Regions from separate parts of the Homo sapiens genome. Here all the other regions are linked to region 2. Evidence: chromatin loops called from intact Hi-C (ENCODE). Cell type or tissue: PC-3. All regions are shown on one strand. Each heading gives the region's core, and the rest is flanking DNA. Links, peaks and the distances in the headings are about the cores only.

Evidence for each region. A loop is a pair of places that touch in the nucleus more often than their neighbours do. Peaks named below come from ENCODE experiments on the same cell type or tissue, not always from the same donor. Only the 100,000 strongest peaks of a DNase experiment are listed, where the experiment ranks them.
Region 1: it touches region 2 in a loop (3-fold over the local background); 6 of 110 quality-filtered maps call a loop at or near these places.
Region 3: it touches region 2 in a loop (16-fold over the local background); 56 of 110 quality-filtered maps call a loop at or near these places.

Annotation. Positions count from the first base shown.
Region 1 is chrX:108,438,452-108,441,288 of GRCh38, reverse strand. It overlaps COL4A5 (collagen type IV alpha 5 chain), which reads right to left and starts at 1,451. Exons shown (of 53, transcript NM_033380.3): 1 at 1,083-1,451. The coding sequence starts at 1,163. It also overlaps a transcript of COL4A6 not described here. In PC-3, for the core only: no CTCF peak of the experiment used is centred there; a DNase peak (open chromatin) is centred at 1,558; H3K4me3 peaks cover 2,234 bases; H3K27ac peaks cover 1,760 bases.
Region 2 is chrX:108,535,671-108,538,978 of GRCh38, reverse strand. The region is part of intron 1 of COL4A5 (collagen type IV alpha 5 chain); the gene reads right to left. Among named protein-coding and RNA genes, the nearest start is that of COL4A5, 97 kb to the right of the region's middle. In PC-3, for the core only: a CTCF peak has its summit at 1,770 (motif pointing right); no DNase peak of the experiment used is centred there; H3K27ac peaks cover 699 bases.
Region 3 is chrX:108,223,926-108,226,762 of GRCh38, reverse strand. The region is part of intron 3 of COL4A6 (collagen type IV alpha 6 chain); the gene reads left to right. Among named protein-coding and RNA genes, the nearest start is that of ATG4A, 130 kb to the right of the region's middle. In PC-3, for the core only: a CTCF peak has its summit at 1,884 (motif pointing left); no DNase peak of the experiment used is centred there.

The sequences.
Region 1 (2,837 bases), core at 338-2,837, 98 kb after region 2:
GTTTTTAAAACTATCCATAATGATCACTCAAATAAATTTAAATAATTTGTCACACACTTATTCTTCAGAGGTTATATGAAATTAAAGATGATGGGCTTCAGGCTGGAGAACATTTTCTCTCACAAAGCCATTCATTTTTTTAACATCTGGCCCTCATCCCCAATAGGACAGTGGGTGGGACTACCCAGATACCCTTCTAAGAGATATACTGAGGTTTGAATTCTACATTCCTAAAACTGAATGGAGCTTTTTGCTGCTATTTCACATGTACCTCCTCCCCCACTTTCCTTTAAACTGGAACACTGATTCTCCTTTGAAAAAGGAGTATTTTCCTTTGAATAGGTGATGGGCAAATTCTCAATTTGTTCAGATGCCTTGGTAGGTTTAAAAAAAAGTAAACAAACAAAAAAACCCATAATTTAGAAAAAACAACAACAACAAAAAGACGCAAAAGACCTGAAGCCTGAGACTTTACCTCACTCTTCTTGGTATGTTGCCTTAGCATTTCATTTGTAACAAGGATGTCAAAAGGGAAAAGGAGGTCAGTGGCTTGAATGACCTGAGGTGGGGGTAGGTTCCTGTTGCTTAAGGAAAGAGCAAAGGGGACGAACTTCACTGAGGCGCTAAAAACACTTTGATGGAAGCTGGATTTTCGAAGAGCCAAAATATTAAACTACAGACAAAATTCAAAGAGTGGGCTGGGTACAAGTAGTGAAAAGGTTAGTCGCCAGGCAGGGAAACACCCGACGGTGGAGGGAGGGGAGGAAAAGTTTTAAATACCCACCACAGCCTAGTGAGCCTTTAATTAGCGTCCCCCACTTCTGACTTTGCTCTTGCCCCCGGAGGAGCTAGCTGCAGGGAAGCAAGCAGCCCTATTTTTAAGCACTTAAACCTCTCCGTTGGACTTCAGAAGGCTTGAGTTACCGGTGTTGCAAATAACGTTTCTTCCTAAACATGAGAAAGCAAATTTGAATTCCCTAGTCAACGCCAAAAGGAAGATAAAGGGACCCCCCCCCCAAAAAAAAGGTAATTTCAGCGTGAAAGAGCGGTGATGGGCGCGGGGGAGGGGAGGAAGGACTTACCGCAGCCTCTGCAGGCTGCCCCCAAAGACTCAGGGCCAGTAAGAACAAGCCGGCAGCCAGGCTGACTCCACGCAGTTTCATTCTTCTCCGGCTCCCGCAGCTCCTTCAGCACCCGCACGAAATTCCCGGCTGGCTCTAACCAATTGACATAATCTTGAGGGTTTATATGGAGAGAGCTAGAGCCGGAGAGGGACAGTGAGGCTTGGGTGAAGAGAAAGAAGCTTTTTAAGAGTGGAAGAAAAAAAAAAGAAGAAGAAGAAGGAGCTACTCTTCCTTCCCCCCTCCCCTCCCCAAAGCCGGTCTCTCAGGAGAACTTTTCCCTTCTGTCCAGACTTGCAAACTTTTTCTTCACTCAATTCCTACAGATCTACTTTCCTCCCTCTCTTCCCCGTGCAAGGCCCCCCTCCTCACCAGCACAAGGGAATTTGAGTATCACTCCGCCACAGTTTTAGACTGCACCGGCAACCTGCGAGGGAGTGACGCTCAGTTATTTGGGGGAGGGAAACTTCCAGACTAGTTGACTGAGCACCATGAGTCCAACCGGGAAGCTTTTCTATTCGTTCATTTGCACCTTCCGTTGATACTACTTTTCTAGGCTCAGTTCCAATCTCATTGGTGTGCGTACCAAAGCCAATTACAAATAGATCTAAACTGGGACTATTTTTTTAGCGGATGGATCTCAGAGGGGCCGTGCTTTTTATTGTTACTCATTAGAAACAAATTTTGGTCGGTGCTCCCTGGGCTGCTGGTCTTCTTTACCTTCCAGCTGCTCACAGAACAGAGAGTTTCTACATACAAGCAGAAGATGTGAAAATATTGGGAATAAATAAAGTATATGCTTATAAACAAGTAAGAAAATAAGTATATGTGCGTGAATACTTTATGTGTGTTATATACGTATAAGATCTGGGAGCATTCAGCAGGTATTGGTAATTATTCTATGGTATTATGTTATTATAATACAGCTATATCTCTGTTTAGCTGCATTGAATCCTATAATTAATGCCTCCTATATTGAGCTAATGTAAAAGGTATTGACTCTCATTGTAGTTGTGTTTCAGAAAGATTTAGGGCAGGGAATTAAATAAATTTAGTGCAGTGTTTCTTAGAATTAATATAAACACTTAATTGGAAATATTTAAATAGAGTTGATGGCAGCTGAATCGATATCTCCCATATAAAGACTTGAATGTTCCTTTGATAATTCTGATATATAGATTTTTTTTAAAGTAACAAAAGAACTAGAAAATACTTTCTGCGGACTCCTTGGAGAATCTTCAAGAATTTGATGAAGAATTCTTCACAACATTTCTATCTTCCTAGAATTAACCACTTTAGAGTCTTTCAAGGTTTTGGATCTATTTCACGAGGGCCCACTCATCCTTAGGTTCTGCTTAGCTCAGAGTGGATTTACAACTCCAGAAACTGTCTCCCCTTCCCAATAGCCTAGTGTACTATCAATTTGAATCAGTGTTGTATGCATTTGGGCATGTGTGCAAGGGCACTTTCGGGCCCATCTGTCTTATGTGGGAATAGTATGCCTATGTCTCTTTATGTGTAACCTAACAGTAAAGTTGAAAGTATATGATGCACAGTTGCTTAGGTCTTAGCGTATAGGTCTCTAAGGGGCTGTGTGTGAAGCTGTGGAGATACTTAGGGCTGTTGTGTGGAAAGGTGCCTGAAAGTGAGAAAGACTACCGGCTGCCCAAGGTAGGGGGGATGATTGACAGCAGACAGCCCCGCCCCTTTCCCCTC
Region 2 (3,308 bases), core at 500-2,999:
CTAACAGCTTTACCATAAATGCTGCTCCCACAGTCTAGATGTTCTAAACAGGCATTCAATCATATTAGGAATTGAGGTCCTCAAGCCAGAAAAATATCCTCCTCCAAAATAGAAAACCTATAGAGGAAAAGAATACAGTATGTGACTTCTGCCATTCAGTACTATCCTTTACTCTTAGAAAATGAACTGCTTAGAAAAACAAGTTAGTTTAATATACATGGATAGCTCAGTGTTTACTTACAAGGAGGTGGCATTCTTTTCATCAGATAGATACCAGACTGAGTTACTGAAACCTTCATGTGACATAAATACCAAATAATGCCCATCAATCTTGAGGGCCTTTGATATAAAATACCTTAGCCTGCTGCTCAACATTCCATGATTTCCTTTACTCTAGTCACTACCAAAGTACCCTCCTCAACCCTTTTGAAAGTACTGACCTTATCCTTCTGGTCAGAACTCCTAACTCACTCAGCTGCAACTAAAAGTCACCTTCATACTGAAACCTCTTTTCCTGATTATAAGAGCAAACTACAATGGCTTGATGTTGCAGTAATCTCTCACTCACACTACAAGAGGCTGCTCCAGTGAAAGCTGTGCTCCTGACACGTCAAACAGAAAGTCTGCTATGCCGCTATTATTTATTATTCATAGATGTTTGGGGGTTATATACTGATTTTAGTATTTTACGCTAACTACACTACAGATTAAATAGGCTTATTCAGACTTACTCATTCATCAAATATGAATTGAATATTACTAGAGGACAGAAAAATTGTTAGGCACTAGACTTCTAAGATGAGTAACACACAGCTCCCTCCAACATGTGTAACTAATTCAAGAAATACTTATTGATCACCTGTTATGTGACAGCCACTATGTTATGTTAGGTGCAAGTAGAAGTACAAAGTACATCATTGCTCTCTAATGGGAAGGATGAACCCATCTACAAAAAATTATATTACAATGTGCAGGAAACAGAGGTTAATTAAAAATATATAATATTTTTCTGCAAACATAAATTTTAAGTTCCAGACTATGGATTTTATAAAATTTAGAAGATACCGTTTCACAAGAAGATACTGATTCACAAGTTCACAAGACAGTAACTGTCAACAGTCGTAGTCCCTGAATTAAATTGTGCATATTGTCAACACTCATGCATTAATGGAGAGGTAAAGAGTAGTGATAACCCCAAATGGCTGTTAATGTAAGAATAATTAACATTTGACACTGAAATGCATGTCTGAACTTTATATGTGAATATATGTGCATGGGTTTTTGTTGTTGCGAGTAGAAGACAGTGTAGCTTTCCATCTTCAGCCTTTATTGAGAGATCTTCTTCTTTTAAATACAAATTAAGCTCCTAAAAATAATGCAAAGCAATAACCTGACAGGATTTCATTGATATGAACAAGTTTCTATGTGACCTTTCTTTATAATTGCATTTTGACTTCTCAGTATCCAACGATAGCCCCTAACTCCTAATATAATTTATAAACAAGCAAAACCTTAAATACTCTCGCATGTCATTTTACAAGTAATTTTGTATAATTTTTTGCAATTTTTTATTAACATGTAGCTTTACTTTAGAGAGAGCACAGATTAAAACAGTTGTGAATTATAGATAAATGTGTTTAAATTCAATTTAAAATTTTAATTTATAGTCTATTTATTCCACCTAGGTTATGAGAATGACTCTGGTACTCATAGGTTAAAACAAAACAGGCAATTGTAATACGCACACCAACCACTAGATGCCACTTTCTATACAGTTATAACAGTGGCGCCCACAAGGAGATAGCCCCAGTTTGACATCTGGTTAATGGAACAATTTGTTTTTTTACCAACATCTATTAATATTGATTAGGTGTCTAATAAACACAAGCACAATAATAGTTCTATGAGTTGTACAAAAGTACATGCAGGTGCTACCTTTAAGGAACTTCCAGTCTAGGTTTTTTGTTTTTTTAAGTAACTAGGTATTTTATTTTTTAAGTAACTGGGTATTTTCAGGACATATGAAAAGAATATCAAAATACAATGGAATAATGATACAGCGGTATATCATAATTTTACTTCAGAAGTTGAAACATTTGACCATGGACAAATCATTTCCATACTCTTTGGCTGTTTTCTCATTTGTAAAATGGCATACATAGACAATATGATCTCCTTAGGTAGCTTCCAGATTTCACTCTCTGTGATTCTGTAGGATTTGCCAGGTAAAAATGAGTGGTATAGTCAATAATTGCTATCAAAGTTAAGAAAAACAGTTCCCTTGAGCCTGAAAGTATTGACAAAGGCTCTGTGGAGAAAGTGAATACCTGGACTTCAACTTGGAAGGATAGACAGAAAGCTACCTAGAGGAAAAATTGCCATGCTAAGCATGATTAAAATACAAAATTGATTGGGGCAAAGAAGTAAAATGAACATTAAGTACCTCAGTCTAAAAGGCTAAGTTCATATGAAAAAAACTAATTTTTCGAAATCACTGAAGATGAAAGAAGCAAGAAAATGATGAAACTACAGTAATATTTTAAATTTTTATTGTGGGAGAAAGTAATAAATGAGTAAGGAAAGTTTTGTATTATCACACAGTAAAACACATCACAACACTACAATAATTAAAATAGTATGGTATTCAGTTAACAAAAATAGGAAGGCCAGAAACAGATTTACACATGCAAGCACGTGCACACACACACACACACACACAACTACTATATGATAAAAGTTGACGTCAAATAGATGTGAAAACAATGAATTTTTCAACATATGGTGCTAGAATAAATATAAAAAATAATAAATTTAGATCTCATGCTGCTACAATTAAAACAGCAGATATTAGACTTAAAAGTACAAATAAAAACAAATTCTGTATGAATTAGGGTCACCTAAAGAACCTCACAAAAATTTACATACCAGCAACCCATCGTAAAGATTCTTCCAGTAAGCTGAAGTTGAATAGCAGAATCTGAAATTTTAATAAACATCTCTAAGTAATTTTGATTCAGGTGTTCCAAGGAGACACATACTACAAAATAATGGCAGAGAGAAATAAGAAATATTCCAATAATGTGGCCAGTTAGGTATCCAGACTGAAATGCTTACTTAAAAAAAAAATGCTTGGAAAAAAGTAAAAACTTCTTCCTAAAAGCATCAAAGGGAAGCACAGTAGGATTTATCAAATCAAAATCTAGGGAAAACCAAAAAATGAACTGATCAATGAAACTACTTTTTCCCGGAGGACATATGCCAAACTTGGATAATTTTTGGGTTTTGTTTTATAATTTCTTTTACTATAA
Region 3 (2,837 bases), core at 338-2,837, 310 kb after region 2:
GAGGACCCCTGAGTTTCTGGCTTCATCAACTTTATGAATGGTGCCATTTACTGAGTTAACTCAGAAAAAGGGAGCTGGTTTGGAGAATGGGGTTGAGGAGAAGCCAATGTGGTTCAGTTTGGGGCATGTTGGGTTTGAGTTGGAATATTTATTTGAATAGATCTCTTATACGTCATTGACTATAAGGATCTGGCACAATCAGAAGAGAAATCTGGGCTGGAGGTTCAGGTTTGGGAGTCATTAGTATGTAGATTAAAGCCCTTCAGGAGGAAAAATAAACACTGAGAAGCCAAGTACCAAGGAGAACCAGGACACCATTGCTATGTAAAAGGAGAAATGCTCTCACAGATGTGGGGTACTGGCATACATGCTCATCTATTCCCAAGCACACATCTCTGCCCCCAAAGAGGGTCGCTCAATGATGTCTGTGCATCTCCAACTGAAACTTAAGAGAAGGAGCATTGGTGCCCAATCCTAAACTCTCCATTTTGCCATAAATGATGCCTAAAGGAAAAAGGGAACTAATGCTTTCATTCTATCTGCCAGGTGTTTTATATGTATTAACTCATTTAAATGCTGACAATAATCCAACGTAAGAGCTATTATTACACTTCAGCCCTTGATACTCAAGATGGTTATATCCCTTGCCCAAGGTCACATAACTTAATTGGCAGTAAGGAGACTTCATTTAAAGTGTACCTAACAGCACTGCATCACCTTCTACAATACAACTGGATCCTTAGGAAGGCCTGTGCACACCCTTCTCCCTTCCCTGCTTCATAAATACCATTTGCATCCCCTAGCTTAATGCTTTGCTTTACAAATCCCTCTGGGAAAAGCAAAGCTCTAAGTTGTCAGTCATTAACGCCTCAGTGGGAATGAGTTTCAGATTCTTCCTCAGGAACAAATGTTAATTTTATGGGAGAAGAACACTGGAACCTTAACGGAGGTATAAAAAGGCAGAAAGGGACTAAGTTATGAAAAGTCAGCCCCCTCCACCAGTTTCACCGTCCTGTCTAGTGTGAGGCATATGCTTTTAAGATTCTTCGATGATATATCTACATATGTCTACTACTTTATAGGCAGCCCCATTTCTGGGTCTTTTACCCTAGTTATCTGGGTCTGATCAGAGGCCACCTTAAACTTCACACTGATCCCAACTCACTGTGGTTGGCAGGAGGCAGCCAGCCTGGGCTGTGGTTGCAGACCTGCGGTTCCTGGCCTTAAGCACAAGTCCCAACTCATTCCCTTGAGAATTAGACCCTGATGTGCATATTTAAAATCCTGAGCAGATGGAAGCAGGAGAGCTCATTGGAAAGACTTGGAGGAGTTCCTTCTGCCCTGTCTGGGTCTATTTGCCAAAATAAATGACATGTATCAGAACAGGGCATTAGTCCAAGCCCATTGAAATTCTGCTAGCTGTCCAAACAGTGATGGTGTTTCAGATTGGTTCTGTGAAATGATCAGGGTTAGGAAAAAAGAAATAATGTGTGAGCATCTGGCTGCTGCAGCCTACTGATGGGGACAGTCCCAGGGGCGGGCCCAGGGTAGTGGAGGGGCAGCCTCAAGGACCCCCTAAGACATCTGCCACTGGCAAACAGGGAAACAGCCACATACTGGCAGCAGGTGGTCTGTTTAGTTCCATGCCGTTCCTACTAGCTACGTGACCTAAACAAGTCCTTCCTCTTCTCTCGGCCTTCCCCCTTCCCCCCGCCCCCCGCCCCATGTATAAAATAAAGCCCGGATTGAATGGTCTCTAAGGGCCTTTCCTGCTCGAACATTCTGTGACTTCTCTGACACTGGTTTGATTTCTTTTTCTCTGTAGAGGGAGAGGCCCACCTACCCACCTGCTTATCTGTAGTCTCTATGTTCTCACACTGACCTCTGCTGGCCATTATGAAAAATGTCGCTGATAGTGTCGGGGTGGGAAAGGAAAGGAATTCACCACTGATTTAGTTAATATTAAGCTTTAGCTGTATGGGTAATGAGGCAGAAATCCTGTGCATTAGAGATGAGGAAAAAAGATCATACAGCTATAAGCACAAAGTAAGCGTATCTGGATGACAAAACAACCCGCAGAAGAAATGGGTCTGCCTCTTTTTTTTCTCAGTCACCTTCATTTGTTCCCGGTGTTCTGTGCCAGTGTATGAAAGGACATCCATGGATGGGAAGGCTTTTTGTCTCATATCCTATGACTGCAGGCTCCATAAGAGCCTCACACCATGCTGAGGGGACAGTTCTGGATGAGCAGAAGCCTAGAAACTTCCCACAGGCCCTGCTTCTGGCCCTTGATTCAATGTGAGAGGTTTCAAACTGAGCTGCTGGCACGCCCGCCAACCCAAGCTGGAACCTGGGGCCAGTCCAGAAGTGCATGTTCCTCTAGGGGGTGCCTTTTCAAACTTCTATTTGGAAAAAGAATTAGAATTTAAAAAATATATGTGAGTTCTTTAGGAGAGTTCCTTTCAGCTCTCTTGTTGGAACACAGGGGTCAAGAAATTCTGCATGCCCACCAAGCCAGGAGAAAGGAAGCAGGCTGTGGGACCCTGTCTTTTCTACATGGAATCAGAGTTCCAGTTAGGCCCAGCCCTCGAGTTGCCTACCTCCTAAGTCTCCTTGCTTACCCTTGCTGATAAGCATGTGCTTGCAAAGGTAAGAGACCAGAGGTAGAGGGTGCCAGTCCCTGTGCCTATGCTGGGTGCTGCTGGGACTCTTCTCTCTAATGGTGTGAGCAGGATGGGACTGGGCCACATCACAACCTGCTCTCTCAGTAGCTGTTCAGTGATTTACTGTCCTCTTCCCCTTCCTTCCCTTGATGTGGGAAAACTTTTGTCAGGGCT